Regions from separate parts of the Homo sapiens genome. Here regions 2 and 3 are each linked to region 1. Evidence: chromatin loops called from intact Hi-C (ENCODE). Cell type or tissue: ascending aorta. All regions are shown on one strand. Region 1 holds the start of MTUS2 (microtubule associated scaffold protein 2). Region 2 overlaps MTUS2 (microtubule associated scaffold protein 2). Region 3 overlaps MTUS2 (microtubule associated scaffold protein 2).

The links. A loop is a pair of places that touch in the nucleus more often than their neighbours do. Peaks named below come from ENCODE experiments on the same cell type or tissue, not always from the same donor. Only the 100,000 strongest peaks of a DNase experiment are listed, where the experiment ranks them.
Region 2: it touches region 1 in a loop (3-fold over the local background); 2 of 110 quality-filtered maps call a loop at or near these places.
Region 3: a loop joins it to region 1, with 3 times the contacts of the local background. A loop is called at or near these places in 2 of 110 quality-filtered maps.

What each region holds. Positions count from the first base shown.
Region 1 is chr13:28,817,889-28,822,888 of GRCh38, forward strand. MTUS2 (microtubule associated scaffold protein 2) reads left to right here and starts at 2,451. Exons shown (of 16, transcript NM_001033602.4): 1 at 2,451-2,723. RefSeq lists silencers at 1,916-2,265, 2,356-2,425 and an enhancer at 2,325-2,825. In ascending aorta, CTCF peaks have their summits at 2,033 (motif pointing right) and 2,782; DNase peaks (open chromatin) are centred at 1,689, 2,063 and 2,638; H3K4me3 peaks cover 3,846 bases; H3K27ac peaks cover 2,363 bases.
Region 2 is chr13:28,934,964-28,939,963 of GRCh38, forward strand. All of the region lies in intron 2 of MTUS2 (microtubule associated scaffold protein 2), which reads left to right. Among named protein-coding and RNA genes, the nearest start is that of MTUS2, 120 kb to the left of the region's middle. In ascending aorta, no CTCF peak of the experiment used is centred here; no DNase peak of the experiment used is centred here; H3K4me3 peaks cover 742 bases; H3K27ac peaks cover 1,278 bases.
Region 3 is chr13:29,124,582-29,129,581 of GRCh38, forward strand. All of the region lies in intron 5 of MTUS2 (microtubule associated scaffold protein 2), which reads left to right. All of the region lies in intron 1 of LOC124903144 (a long non-coding RNA gene), which reads right to left. Among named protein-coding and RNA genes, the nearest start is that of MTUS2-AS2, 120 kb to the right of the region's middle. In ascending aorta, no CTCF peak of the experiment used is centred here; no DNase peak of the experiment used is centred here; H3K27ac peaks cover 3,661 bases.

The DNA.
Region 1 (5,000 bases):
AGAAAAGAGAACTGCAGTGACAGTGGCCTGCACTTCTATAGCGTGATGGGCCAAATGCCAGTTGGTGTCCGTGGGTCAGCACGCACGTGGTGGAAGGTAGCTGGGACTGACTGCCAGGGCATGGTGCCTTGCAGAGGGCCTGAATGAGGCTGACCACCAGTGAAGCTGAGGCTGAAGTTGCAGGGTCAGAACCCCACCCTGCCCAACTTGAGAAACCAGTGTTTTTTTTTTTTTTGAAACGGATCTCGCTCTGTCGCCAGGCTGGAGTGCAGTGGAGCGATCTCCGTGAACTGCAACCTCCACCTCCCGGGTTCAAGCGATTCTCCTGCCTCAGCCTCCGAGTAGAGGAGCCTAGAGGCATGTGGCACCATGTCCAGCTAAACTTTTTGTATTTTTCATAGAGACGGGGTTTCACCACGTTGGCCAGGATGGTCTCGATCTCTTGACCTCGTGATTCATCCACCTCGGCCTCCCAAAGTGCTGAGATTATAGGCGTGAGCCACCGCATCCGGCTTCTTTTTTTGACAGAGGCTTGCTCTGTCGCCCAGTTGGAGTGCAGTGGCATGATCTCGGCTCATTGCAACTTCCACCTCCCAGGTTCAAGCAATTCTCCTGAGGAGATGGAATTGCAGGTGCACGCCACCACACCCAGCTAATTTTTGTATTTTTAGTAGAGACAGGGTTTCACCATGTTGGCCAGGCTGGTCTCGAACTCCTGACCTCAAGTAATCCACCGGCCTCAGCCTCCCAAAGTGCTGGGATTACAAGCGTGAGCCTCCGTGCCCGGCGGTGGAACCCGTCTTCACAGAGCTAGCTGGGGAGAACACAGAAGCAGGAAGCGAAGGTCGTTTTCCTCCTCCTTGCAGGCTTCTGAGCTTGGGTCAGGTTGGGGTCTGGTGGGTGGTGGGAGGCTAGTGGGGAAGGCTTGAATGGATTGCGATTAAAGTTTTGATTTGGATTGGGCTGGACTTTTTATTATCAGCAAATCTGACTGTTTATGAACACCTGAAAGTGACAGGAAAAGCTATGAAATTTGCCCCAGATTCTTCCAGGGGAGAAGGGAGAGCTTCTGGAATAATTTTTAAAGACAGTGGTCTGAAAAAAAAAAGTGCCATTTCATGATTTCCCTTCACCAAGTAGTCCAGTTGGTTAAAAAAAAAAATTAACTGTCATAAAGTATTGGTTAACACAGTGGTTTGGAAAGACATCCCCTAAAAACAAAAAACGCCAACCTAAATAGTGCAAAGACCAGCAACATCGTTTCATCTTTATAATGGTAAATGTTTATTCCATTGCTGTTTGAATCAGTCTGCAGAAGTCCTCTGGTTTCGCTTGCCTTTTCAAACCTCCAGGTGCACCGCGTGAGGGAGTCTGAGCATTTCAGGTAGGACTGGAAAAAGGTCTTTGAGAAATCATTAATTAATCTATTTACCTTACCATAAGAGCAGTCAAGGCTCGCTGGAACCCCTCGGACAGTGGGGAGGCACATTTGGTGCTCATTAAACATAGAAATAAGCTTGCTTCTAGAAAGAAACGCCTGCCTTTTGCGCAAATCTTTTCAGAGACTGGCTTTGGGCTCCTATGAATCAGGCACCCTAGCGTCCTCCAAAGTTCTTCCCGATGCTGAACCCCAATGCCTCCTGCTGCGCCTAATTCGAAGCGGCTCCCTCTTCTGTTCTGAGCGGAAAACAGCGGAACCCATTCCTGGAGGCCTGCCCTGGAACGGCCAACTCATTCTTACTCCTTTCTCCTGGGGTCCGATGCTAGGGCACCACGGTGACCAGCCGCGCAGCGGGCAGCGGCCCGCGCCGCGCCCACCGCCTGCGGAGGCTGGGTCTGGGTCTGGGTCTGGGGCTGGAGCTGGGGCTGGGGCTGAGGCGGGAGCTGGGGCGGGGGCGGGGGCTGGGGCTGGGGCTGGGGCTGGGGCTGGGGCTGGGGCTGGGGCGGGCAGGCGCGCGCGCAGGAGCGGGCGCAGGGGCCGTCGGCAGAGGGCGCTACGGCTCCCGGCTGCGGAGCTGCGACGCGGGGCGCGGGGCGCGGAGCGCGGGCCGGGAGGAGGCGCCTGGGTCTCGGCGAGTGCGTCTCCGGGCGGCCGGGAGGGGGTGCGCGCATCAGCTGCCCCGCGCCGCCTACCGCTCGGGCCCGCTCGCCGCCCGGCCACTGTCACCGCGGACGGCACCTCGCGGGCGAGGCGCGCCGGCTGCGTGGCGCGCTGCGAAGGTTGGGCTGGGCGGCCGCCGGCCCCGCGGCTTCTCTTTGTCCAGGCGAGGCGGCTGGAGGAGCAGCCGCGGCCGCGGCGGAGCCGGGAGCGCCTGGGCGTCGTGCGGGCGGCTCCGGTCCCCGGCTGCGCCCCGGCCCTCGAGCGGGGGCGGCGGCCTGGGCGGTGCCTGCGCCGAGGTGAGTGCGGGGGCGCGGAGCGGAGCGCAGCCGCGGCGCGGGCGTGGGCGGGCAGAGGTGATAGCGAGCGCCGGCGGCTCCAGGTGCGGGGGCGCCCCTCGCGCTCCACCTGCGCCGCCGCCGCCGGCTCTCAGGGCAAGTTTATCTCCCCCCTTCTGCGGAAACCCTTGACCGCTTAGCGGAGTACAGACCTGTCGGTAAATAGAAAACTCGAGCTGGAGAGGAGGAGGAAGCAGCGTGGCGGAACCCGGCCCGAGATGAGCGTCTCCGTGAGGGCAGTGGTGGCCTCTTGGACATTACATCTTTCTTGGCTCTTTTTGACCCAGGTGAGCGAATCCTCTGCTGCGCGGTCCGGTGGGGTCGGCTGGCTCTGCTGCCGCCCTCTGGACCCGCCGGAGACAGGTGAGCGGAGTTGGGGAGCGCGCAGCCGGGCTCGGGGCAGCGCCGGGCTGGTTCGGCTTCTCGTCTCCAGAGCGCTGATGCTTCCTGCCCACATCACCTGCTCTGGCTTAGGGACTGCAGCTCTTTTGGCACCTTCGCTTGCTGCCAGGTTCAACACCCACTGCTTTAGAGGCGTTGGTAGGTTAGTTAAGGCGAGTTCTCCCCTACCCACCCCCAGCTTTGGATAATTTGGTCTGAGTCTTCGTCTTAATTTAGTATGAGTGTGTTATTTCCTTCAAGCTTTATAATGGTAAAGCAGTGAAGCGGCTTGCTACATCCATTTTTTTTTTTCATTCTGTGCCTGTGCACAGAAGGAATTACAGGCACACAAGTGATGTTACTACCATTCTATTTTAAATACAAACACGGAAAGAAGTACTCTTGGCAGGATACCAAAGGCGCCTGTACTCTCTGTTATATAAATGCTTAAAAAAATTTGCTCATTGGTAAAGTTATGTGTGATTACCAGAGCACCTAAGAAGAGAGTGTCATGCTTTTAGTTTACTTGGAGATAAGCAGTGGTCTTAGCTTGAGGTACCCTTTTAAGATAATATAGGACCCTATATTAAAAAAGTCATTAGGTATAATTGTAAAGCATTAAAAAATTGGTTTTGTAAAGTCTATTAGGAATTGGTGAGAATTCTTTGACTACTTATTGATAAAAAGATCCTACATGTATACTTTCTAGTTTTCAAACTATTGAATGATTTTATTTTTATCTCTGATGGAAACTTAGTAATTGTGAGTTGCCAGTTATTAAAGATGTGTCTCTCTTTCCCTTCCCTTTCCCCAGGCCCCAAAACCAGTACTCACATTTATGGCTATTTTTTTCAGGTAAAAATACAAAAGTAGAAAACATCAGATATACTGATGGCTGGGAACAGCCCTTGTCCCTCCTCCACCCAGTATTCTGTTCTAATTGGTCTGGGCTGATACCTTGATACCTGTAATGTTAAAAAGCTTTCCTGGTGATTCTAACGTGTAGCCAGGGGTGAGACCCATTGTGGAGCATTGTATTGTCACTTTCTGTAGCCTATGGTGTTGCTACAGTGGTTTAAGGTAAGTCAAAAATACGTTGTTAGAAACATGGGAAGAAAAAAATGGTATTGGAAAGGGGACACATCAGAGAATTACAGCATGTAGACTTTTGTGTTTTGTCTAAATGCTCTTTCTTGATTTTCCTGCGAAGAGTAGTTGATGTTTATTAGGGACCCATAATTCCATGTAGAATACTTACGGGAATCTTAAGTGATATATTTCATTTGCAGAAGTACCAATGAAAGTTGAGTAGTAGTGGCAGGATATTCATTTATGTTTACACGGTAAAGTAAGTCATAGGAAAGATTATTTTCCATATCAAATTAAAAACTTTTACTATAAACTAGTAAATTAAGTGCAAAAAGTTTTTATTGTTTTTAAGGTCAGAAAGAAACCTGGCCTCTGAGTCAGTGTTTTCTGTCTCCCTTATGTAATCCCAAATATCCAAATCTAGGAGCAGATCTTATGGATGGTTTATGAAGGCTTATGTAAGAGCTATGACTGTGCTTTTGGTACTCCATTAAACTCCCTGTTTGGGCTATTACATAATTGACACGGAACTAGACTGTTAAAGCCAAAATCCAGGAGGATGCCGAAACCCACTCCGGCATACGCACTTTTATAATGAATTGCTGTTGCCAAATTGGAGGGAACAGCAGGGATGGTGGTTTGTGAAAGAGAGGTAAGAATAGCATCTGGGGGATTGATGTAATAGAAGACTGTTATGCTTAGCGATTTTCTAGAGATTTGAATGCTGTGGCAGAAACCTCTCTAGTCCTTTCTATCTCCAGCAGAGGCAGATCGACTGGGGAGCTAATGAACCTAAGCCTCAGGTCCCTCCGTCACAGAGGCTTCTTTGGAGCCCTCTGGGAGGGGCACTGGCAGTGTGTTCATGTGGTCATCCCTGAGTTTGTATTTGTACTTTTGGATTTTTTTTTTAAATAAGGAGAGTACTCTTTCTATATTCCCACCCCCCAATTATATAAACCCAAGGTTCCACAGACCCTGAATCTATCCCTGTCTTCAAACCTGTGTTCAAGTATTAACTTATAAAATTGCCTATTCTTAGTTTAATTTTTGTCATCTGAAAAGATGAAAAAAATCTGTACAATATCATAGTTGAC
Region 2 (5,000 bases), 120 kb after region 1:
CCCTTTCCACCCGTAGGTGACCACTTGTTTCATCTCCATAGCGTTTTTTTTTTTTTTTTTTTTTTTTTTTGCCCATGCTTCTTGTTTGTGCAGATGTAATCATTGATCAGGTGCACTTGTGTGTCTGGCTTCTTTTGCTGTACACTGTCACTTCAGCACATGACATTTTGTAGTTCTTTTCTTCATTGCTGTGAAGTGTCCTATAGTATGAATAGCCCACACTTTATCCATTCTACTGTTTAGGGACATTCGGGTTGTTTCTAGGTTTTTCAGCTATTCTGCATGATGTTGTTATGAACATTTTTGTCCATTTCTTTTGTTCTAAACAGGAGTAAAATTGCTGAGTCATAGGATGTACATATGTTGAGTTTTAGGAGAGATTGCCAAACGTATGTTGAGTTTTAGGAGAGAATTCCAAAGTTTTTGCAAGTGGTTGTACCAATTTACACTACTGTGAGCAGTGTTTGTACTTCTACTTGTTCTACATCCTCACCAAAGCCTTTTTTTTTTCTCCTTTGGTTTTGAAATATTGCAGACAAGTCCTCTGGAACACATTTATAGTTCCATTATACACATATGTATAAGTGACTGTACTGACAGCAATAATGATTACATGCTGTCCTCTCGTGGTTACTTTCTGGGATTATATGCTGCTCCTGGCAAGCCCCATCCTTGAGTCTCCATGGATTATTGTCTGATGAGCCTGGTCTTAGGGCACTACCCAGAAGGAAAGCAAATGCAATTATAAACATTTTAACTCAGCCTCAGGGTGCAAACATTCCAAAGACCAGGCTCATTTTTTTTTTTAAGAGACAGAGTCTGTCTGGGTTGCCCGAGTGCAGTGGTGTGATCATAACTCACTGCGGCCTGGACCTCCTGGGCTCATGATCCTCTTACCTCAACCTCCTGAGTAGCTGGGACCACAGGCTTGTAGCACCATATCTGGCTAATTTTTAAACTTTTTGTAGAGATGGGATCTCGCTCTGTTGCCCAGACTGGTCTTGAACTCCTGGCCTTAAGTGATCCTTCCGTCTTGGCCTCTCAAAGTGCTGGGATTACAGGTGTGAGCCACCAGGCCTGGCCCAGACTCGTTTTTTGAGGCAAGATTTTGTATTAGGGAAATAAAGAGGTACTCTGAATTGAAATCATGCCTCACCATGTTCTTTTACAGGCCCTGAGCAGGAGGGACTTCGTTAGTTGCCATGATGTTTGCATGATTATGTGATGTTAGCGGGAAAGCAGGTGTCATGCCAGCATGCTGGTACCTTTGTCACCTCGAACTAGCACCCCCTACCCCTGCACCCTAAGCCTTTGAAAGTCAACTTGGTTTATAAGTTTTCTTCCTTTTACAATTGTAATATGGATTTATTTTGACTGCATGTTTTACTTGGAGATAAAAATGCTTTATCTGACTTTAATCCTGACCTAGTTTTACAGGGCCTTCAATTGCTCCTTATCTCTAGGAGTCTCTAGGGGTGCCTGTGGCTCACAGCTAAGGCAGCGGTGGTGCTGGCCTCTTTGCTTTCCTGCGGTGCCTGTGCCTTTTGGTGAGCTCGTTGGATGGGACTGAGTGTCTGGTGTGGCTTGGGGGAAGAACATGGAGTGCCTTCCTCTGGAACCTGCAGCTACTCCTTCCTGGCTTCCCCTTCCACCTCAGTACGGAGAATCTGTCCTGTCTGGCAGCGTTGGAGGAGGGCGTGTGGGGTGTGACAAGTTAGCCTTTTTCTCATCAGGCATTTCCGGTGTCCCCTGAGGCTTTGAAACCCAAAAGCCAAGAATTGATTGGGTTGTCTTCTGCTTTCTTCTGAGATGTTGATCCTGAAGAGATGGTGCCGAATGCTCAGTTGCCTGAATGAAGACCTTGTGGTGGAGGAAAGTGTGCAGTGGGCAGGGGAAGCCTGTCTGTTAATATTCAAAATGGTGTGTGGCTTCTGCTACTTGGGAGTTCCGGTTTGTTCCTTTGTGCTGTAACAACATGATGTGACCTTCTGTATGGGATGTACTTTTTACTTCTTAAAGAGAACTGCTGGGGTTGTGGAGGAAATAGGGGCAGAATTTGATTTGAAGGATTATTAGGGGAGTCAGTTCTTGTGGCTATAGACTGAAATAACAGTGATGCTCAGAAGGAGGAGGGTGATTTTGAGAGGTGAAGCCAACTGGACTTCCTGGGTCGAGTGGGAACTTGGAGAACTTTTCTGTCTTACAAGAGAATTGTAAAATGCACCAATCAGCACTCTGTAGCTAGGATTGTAAAATGCACCAATCAACACACTGTAGGTAGCTAGAGGTTTGTAAAATGCACCAATCAGCACTCTGTAAGATGGACCAGTAAGCACTCTGTAAAATGGACCAACTAGCACACTGTAAAATGGACCAATCAGTGCTCTGTAAAATGGACCAATCAGCAGGACATGGGCAGGGGACAATTAAGGGAATAAAAGCTGGCCACCCCAGCCATCAGCGGCAACCCGCTGAGGTCCCCTTCCACACTGTGGAAGCTTTGTTCTTTCGCTTTTCACAATAGATCTTGTGCTGCTCAATTTTTGGGTCCCTGCTCTCTTTAAGAGCTATAAGCGAAGGTCCCTGGCTTCATTCTTGAAGTCAGGGATACCAAGAACCCACTGGAAGGAACCAACTCTGGACACAGTTTCACACCGCCTGATGGACTTCCTAGCTCTCTGTCATGGCTGTCATCCTGGCACAAAGCCCAGGTTTCTGGCCACTTTGGGACAGTGTAGGTGGGTCCTGCGTGTCCTCAGAGCATAGCCTAGAGTGTCCCTGAGTGGGGTGCAGTGACCTTCTTGGTGCCATGGTTTCTGTTAAGGGGACAGTGACTGGCTCCTGTGGCTGGTGGGGCCAGTATTTGGGTCAGCTGACCTCTAGGTCTGAAGACAAAGACTTGAAGAAGGAAGACACTGAGCCTAATAGGCCGGAGCTTTGGTACCCTCACTCCTTTAAAAGAAGAGCAACTTATGGAGATTCCTAACCACTGACCCACACTTTCCCATTTATCCAGAGGTCCTGCATGCCTCGGAATGAGGATGCTTCCCTAATCCAATCCCTTGTGCATGCAGGCTCCTGAGAATATAACAAAGTGTAATTTATTGTTAAACATCGCTGACTTTATTAAAAATGTCTTGGCCGGGTGCGGTGGCTCACGTCTGCAATCCCGGCACTTTGGGAGGCCAAGGCGAGCGGATCATGAGGTCAGGAGATCGAGACCATCCTGGTCAACATGGTGAAACCTGTCTCTACTAAAAATACAAAAATTAGCTGGGCATGGTGTCGCGTGCCTGTAGTCCTAGCTACTCAGGAGGCTGAGGCGGGAGAATCACTTGAACCCAGAGGTGGAGGTTGCAGTGAGCTGAGATTGTGCCACTGCACTCCAGCCTGGTGACAGAGTGAGACTCTGTCTCAAAAAAAAAAAAAATAGTCTTTTTGATTTCCTAAAGAATTTGCTAAAAAAGAATATATATAGTCTTATGATTATTGTTGTGTTAATCAGAATGATAAGAATATTTTCTTGCCCTCTTTCAAATCAGTAGTGGATATATACTGCAAAGAAGGTTAGATTTTTTAGGGGTTATAGTCTGGAGGAAACATTTTATATTAAAAATAATTTTGCCTAATTTTTCTTGCTTACTAACATGTGGTACCCAAGTATGAGATGCCCCCAAATTCTCTGTATGGGATCTTTTAGTTTTAGAAATAGAAGGGAACTTATTGGAGAAATTGAGATTCACACAGGCACAAAAAGGACAAATGTTTTACTTTAACTCTACCAGTCACCTTCCTTACTAAAGACTAAATAAGCCAGCGAGTTAAGTGCTTCGGGCGTACTGAGACTTTAAATTTAAGACATTGTAAGGCATATGAGATAGCTGTATTTACTTTAAAATGAGAATCCATAAAAGTGAACATCGTTTAATACTGTGCTTTTCAAATGAACTCTCTGCCCTTAATAGCATAGGTATGTGATAGTAGGTGGACTGTGCAATCAGATTTCTACACTTGTAATTTCTTCATTCTGCTTCACATTTCTAGACTTTTCAGGAATTAACCAAAGTAATCTGATACTTCAGCGCTGTAACCACTTTCTCTTCTTTGTTGAGCAAGTCTATTTTTGTATTTCCATTTCAGTTTCCTCTCAAACTTTACAATGTTTCGCTTTTTACATTGAGCTTTCCTAGTTCTTAAGCTCAGTTTTCTCTTTTGGGCCGGAAATTTGGGTTGCTTCTGCCCAACTGCTGCTCTTCCTTGTATTGAAACATTGTGTCTTTCCTGTCAGATGCTAACTTTTAAAAGCCAGTATCTTTACAGCCACTGCAGAACGTTTTTAGTGTGGGAGCAACAGGTAGCTAAAGACTAGGGGCATTTTTAACTGGAGAAATAAAAGGCTAAATACTCAAGACTGTTTGTTTATATTTTGTGTGTAAAAGGGAATTTTCATGTTTTAATTTGTGTAGCATATGTCTCTGGGGCTGAATTGCTTTTTGCAATACTAATTGTTTCTGTATTTAGGCCTAAGGAAAGTTTGGGTAATATTTAAGAAGCATCAACAAAACAGTTTCCAAATGTTTGCCATGCTACATAAAATTGAGTGTTTGCTTTATGCTCCAAAATAATTTTTCATTAGTTATTGGTTCAGGATCAATTTTTTGCTATTGCAATTTTTCCAAATAAAATTTTAATTTTAGTGTTACTTCTGGAGATGGTGGACTGGTTTCTTGCAAACCAGTTCACCTGCTGAAAAAACTAGGAAAGGTGAAAAACAAACAAAAAAAAAACTAAGAGAACGTAAGTGTCTTAGTCCGTTTTCATGCTGCTAACAAAGACATACCCAACGCTGGGTAATATATAAAGGAAAGAAGTTTAATGGATTCACAGTTCCCATGGCTAGGGAGGCCTCACAATCAATGGTGGAAGGTGAAGGAGGAGCTAAGTCATGTCTTACGTGGCGGCAGGCAAGAAAGAGCTTGTGCAGGGGAACTCTCCTTTAT
Region 3 (5,000 bases), 310 kb after region 1:
ATATACCCCAAAAATGTGAAAGCAGGCTTGTGAAGAGATATTTATGTATCCATGTTCCTAGTTGTATTATTCACAACAGTCAAGAGGTGGTAACAGACCAAGTAACCATTGATGGATGAATGGATAAACAAAATGTCATTTATCCATATAGCAGAAGACAATTCAGCCTTAAAAGGAAAAGAAATTCTGACACATGCTACAACATGGGTGAACCTTGAGTACATTGTGCTGAGTGAAATAAGCCAGACACAAAGGACAAATAAATACTGCATGATTCCACTAATAGGAGGTACCTGGAGTACTCAGATTCATAGAGACGGAAAGTAAAATGGGGTTGTCAGGGGCTAAAGAGAAGGAGGAATGGGAAGTTACTGTTTAACAGGTATAGAGTGTCACTTTGGGAAGATGCAAAAATTCTGGAGATGGATGGTTGTAATTGTTGCACAACAATGTAAATGTACTTAATACCACTGAACTTTACACTTAAAAATAGTAAAATTATATTATGTGAATTTTACCACAGTTAGAAAATAAATTTTAAATGTCCAATGTCAGCCAATTATTTAGTTGTTAATAAAGAAATAGAAAACTAAATCAAGTGGGCTAAAATGTCACTTTGATAACTATAGGACAGCTTGTAGGGCCAATGGGGTGTAGGTGTTTACATCCAATAGTGGTAGCATCTTACAAATAAATCTCTTGCATCAGTGTGAGTGATGGGGTATGTGATAGGCATCACATTGAACTTCTTGAGCAGCTTCCTTGGTTTAAAATGAGTAGCTGCTTGAGTCGTTTGCAATTCAACCCAAGAAACACTTAAGGTTGCCAAGCAACATGACTGCTGTCAACAGAAGCAAATCTAACATTAATTTCGTATCTCCTAAAATGAAAGAAGAAACGTTGAATCTAAATGTTTTCATTTCTAGCTACTTTATTGAATAATATGAACACTTTGTCAAGAATATGCTGTGCTGTTTCTACATGAACGGTTTCATGCAGCCACTCCTGTGTTTTGTTTTCTTAGCCAAAGCACCTTAGGTTTTTCAAGAGCCCAGAGGCAACCTGCCGCAGGATTTACACTCTGAAAACTAATAGCTTTACCTGGGAAGTTATAAAAATCACTCAGTAAAATGAAGTTGTTAAAAGGCAAACTCTTTATTTCATGATGATTTTTTAAACCCAGAGGACTTCTTTTTGGTTAAACTTAGCAAACAAAGACAATAGTTAGATTACTCAGTTCACTTCCTGCACAGAGCCACAGAACAGACTTAAATGAGACAGCTTTCTGTTTGAGGCATCCCCTTACTGAATTCTGTGATCCACAGAAATAAAGTCAGTGGCAAATGTACAAAATTGAAATGATTCCACTGGATTGGCCAAAGGATAGCCATAATTGGGGATTCTCTTTTCTTCTGAAGCAAGAACTGTATATTCTACTCAGACTGCTGTGTTCACTGTCTTTAACAGACTATCTGGAGTAGACAGTGAGGAGAGGAATATAGCTATGTATGTGAACTACTTTGACACGCATTTAACTTCTCCATATACCAAAAATGAGGTTGGTGGGCTGTCCTCATACCTGCACTTCCTCTTTCCCTTAACTCCTGCCCTTTACTGAGAACCCACGGGGAGGAGGTCTTTTCAGTTCCTTACCTCTATGACTGCAGTAACCTTCAATCCCATGTGAAGAGTTCATACGTGTAGTCACATCCTGTGCCTTGTCAGCCTCTGAAATCTTTGTTCTCTGTGCTAACCTACAGCCGTATTTCCCATTCTTTCATTTCTCGCCTCATTTTCCACAGTGGCTACTCCAAACCTCCACCACACTACAGAATTCCCATTTTACTGCCACTTACCCCTCTCGCTCTACCTGTCTTTAGCTCTGCTTTCCTGTTTCTATCCAAAGCTAAAGTAATTTCTTCATCTCTGCCCTTTACTTCGAGCTTGTCCAACCTGCAACCTCCTGGCTCCATGCAGCCCAGGATGGGTTTGAATGTGACCCAACATAAATTCGTAAACTTTCTTAAAACCTTATGAGATTTTTTTGTGATTTTTTTTTTTAAATTTTAGCTCATCAGCTGTTGTTAGTATATTTTATGTGTGGCCCAAGACAATTCTTCTTTCAATGTGGCCCAGGGAAGCTACATATTGGACACCCCTGCTCTACTTCATCCTACAACCTGAAGACCTTAGAATGCCTATGTTGGGGTCCTGCGTCTCTACTCAGGAGCTGGGAGACCTTGGAAAGTTCACTGGCCACTTTGTACACCAGTTTTCTCATCAGCACATGTGGTTAATGGTACCCATATCACAGGGCGATTGTGAGGATTAAAGAGAAAATGCATGTAAAGCACACTGGACAGTGGTGGGCATGTGGTCAGTGCTCAGTCAGTGTTCAGTGCTCTGATCACCAGCCTCTGCCCCAGGTGCTGTCTTGGGTGCCCTCTCCGTCTGGGCTCCTGGGTGTCTCTTGTGTACCCACATGCGTCTTGCTCACCTGCTCCTGGCCCCAGCCATTGAGCTGCTCCCACACCACCTAACTTGTTCTTCAGCCTTAAAACCTTAGCTTTAGTAGCACTTCCTCCAGAGATCCTTACCTGATATCATGCCCCCTCCCCCTGCCCAAGTGTGAGTGAGAGGTCTCTGTCCTGTCCTTCCACACTCCCTGGATTTCCCCTCTGGGTTGGTCAGTTTTCTGTGTCAACATGGCTAGGCCTGAGTACCCAGTTATTCACTGGACACTCATTTAGGCCAGAGTACCCACTTATTCACTTGGATGTGAATCTAGATGTTACCATGGAGGTATGTTGTAGATGTCCTTAACATCTATAATTTGCTGACTTTAAGAAAAAGAAGTTATCTTCTTTAGCCTGGGTGAGCCTCATCCAATCATTTCAAAGGCCTTAAAGAGCAAAACTGAGGCTTCCCTGAAGAGAAAGAAATTGTGCCTCAAGACTGCAACATCAGCTCCTGCCCCCAAGTTTCCACCCTGTAGGCTTGCACAGTGGATTTTGGCTTTGTCAGCCCCCATAATTGGGTAATCTCATTTTTTGAAATCTCTGTGCATGTGTGTGTTTCATATTCTGCTGATTCTGTCTCTGGACAGGGCTGACTGCAGCCTCTCACAGCTTGCACATGGCTGCACCGGGCCCCGCTTGCCCTGATTCTCCTCTGATCCGATAGCTGCTCACTGGCAGGAGCCACATTTCTCCATGTGCTTGTCCCATAGCTTAGTTAATATTGAATACTTCCATTTTTCCTGCTAAGCAGCGTGGTTTTACAGATTAGTGTATTCAACAGATGTTTATTGAATTTTGGGGGTATGGCACATACCTCGCAAAGTGCTATACGTACAAACCTGAAAAGAACCTATCCCTGCTTTTCCAGAGCTGCAGGCTGGTGAGATCAGTGTTGAAGCAAATGTTGATGTGATGCGTAATGGAGGTGCGTACAGAGGAATTGAATGTATTAGAAAGGTGTCTAAGTTTGAGACATCAAAGAAGGCAGTAGAAGAAGAGACAAATTTGAAGGATCAGTTGAGTTTGCAGGTGGGACAGACAGACAGAATAGCCATGTGAATTTGTAGAGGCATGACACATTGCAGCAGCGAGATGGGATTAGACCTCCTGGGCCACTGCTGGGCAGGCAGGCCTTTCTCAGGCCGTGAAGACATGCAGCGGGACCAGAAAATAATGTTCAATGAGGAGTGAGTTGGATTTATGAATTAAAGACCACATAATAGGCGGCAAAGGGAGTGGGTTAGAGAAGGTGAAACTCAAGGAGAGGAAACCGGTTAGGAATCGCCCAGAGACAGATGATGCAGAGGGACTCAGATGGCGACAGGAAGGAGAGGAAAGGATGGGCAAAAGAGGTCTTCAGGATTATTTCGCATTATAAATACCAGAAAATGTGAGTGCATATACATTAAATGTCAATAACATGATTTTGAAAATCTTACGGAAGGTGAATTATACACCTCAATGAAAAGGGAAATAAAGAACTGGCAATCTTTACATGAGCAAGGATGAAAAATATAATTTCCCAAAGTCAACAGTGAATATTTATGAATGGTGGCATTTGGGGTAATTTTAGTTTTTTTCTTTATCTTCTAATCATTATTTAAAATTTTTGATGCTAGCCATGTGTCACTCATGTTGTTAATTCAAACATAAAAAAAATGCCAGGTTGCCTTCAACTGTATTCCTCACTCTGTGCCTACTTTCAGTTTTGATCCATGTCTGGGTGTTTTGATCAATGCCTGGGTGTTTCATATATATAAAACTGAACAAAGTCTAAATGTATTCGGTGATTACATAAAAAATAAGATAATGAGGAAAACCTTCATCTTTGATGCCTTTATATTGTGCATCAAAGGATGACCCTAGTTTAAAAGGAAATTGTAAATGATAAAACAAAGGTTTAGTTCAAACCATTGCCCTAAATGTCGGGCCTTGTAGAACATTTCTTTAGATTTCTCTAAATGTGGTGGCAAGTGCATTTCTGTGGAATTGCGGACACTCTGTGCACTTTCTCTGGTTTATAAATATTTAGTACTATGATTACTCATATATTCAGGTATTGGAATGGAACTGTTTTCCCCTGGCAGTCTTTTTTTTTTTTTTTTTTCCCCATCCGGAATGACATTCCAGATTCAGAAAGGACTGGCTGTCATTTAGCTCTGTTATTTGAGAGAACTGTAATTCTGTATTTCTGTCATTGGGCCAGAGTCCAGATTCTGTATGCTGGTCTTTTTTTCATAATTGCATTTATAAAACGAACATTTGGGCTCATGATGGCAACCTTTCCCGAAGGTTGGATTCCCTGTGCAAAAGACTGGAGGGTGATCTTTCCACTTAGAATATGTTTCCCAAGCAAATCTACCTTGTCTTCTTCATATCATTGTTGTTTAAACAAAGAGGTTCAGCCTATTTAGTAAAGATGACTGTTTTCTTTCCATTTTCAAACTTATTTTTACTTTGTAGTTTTTTTTATTGATATAT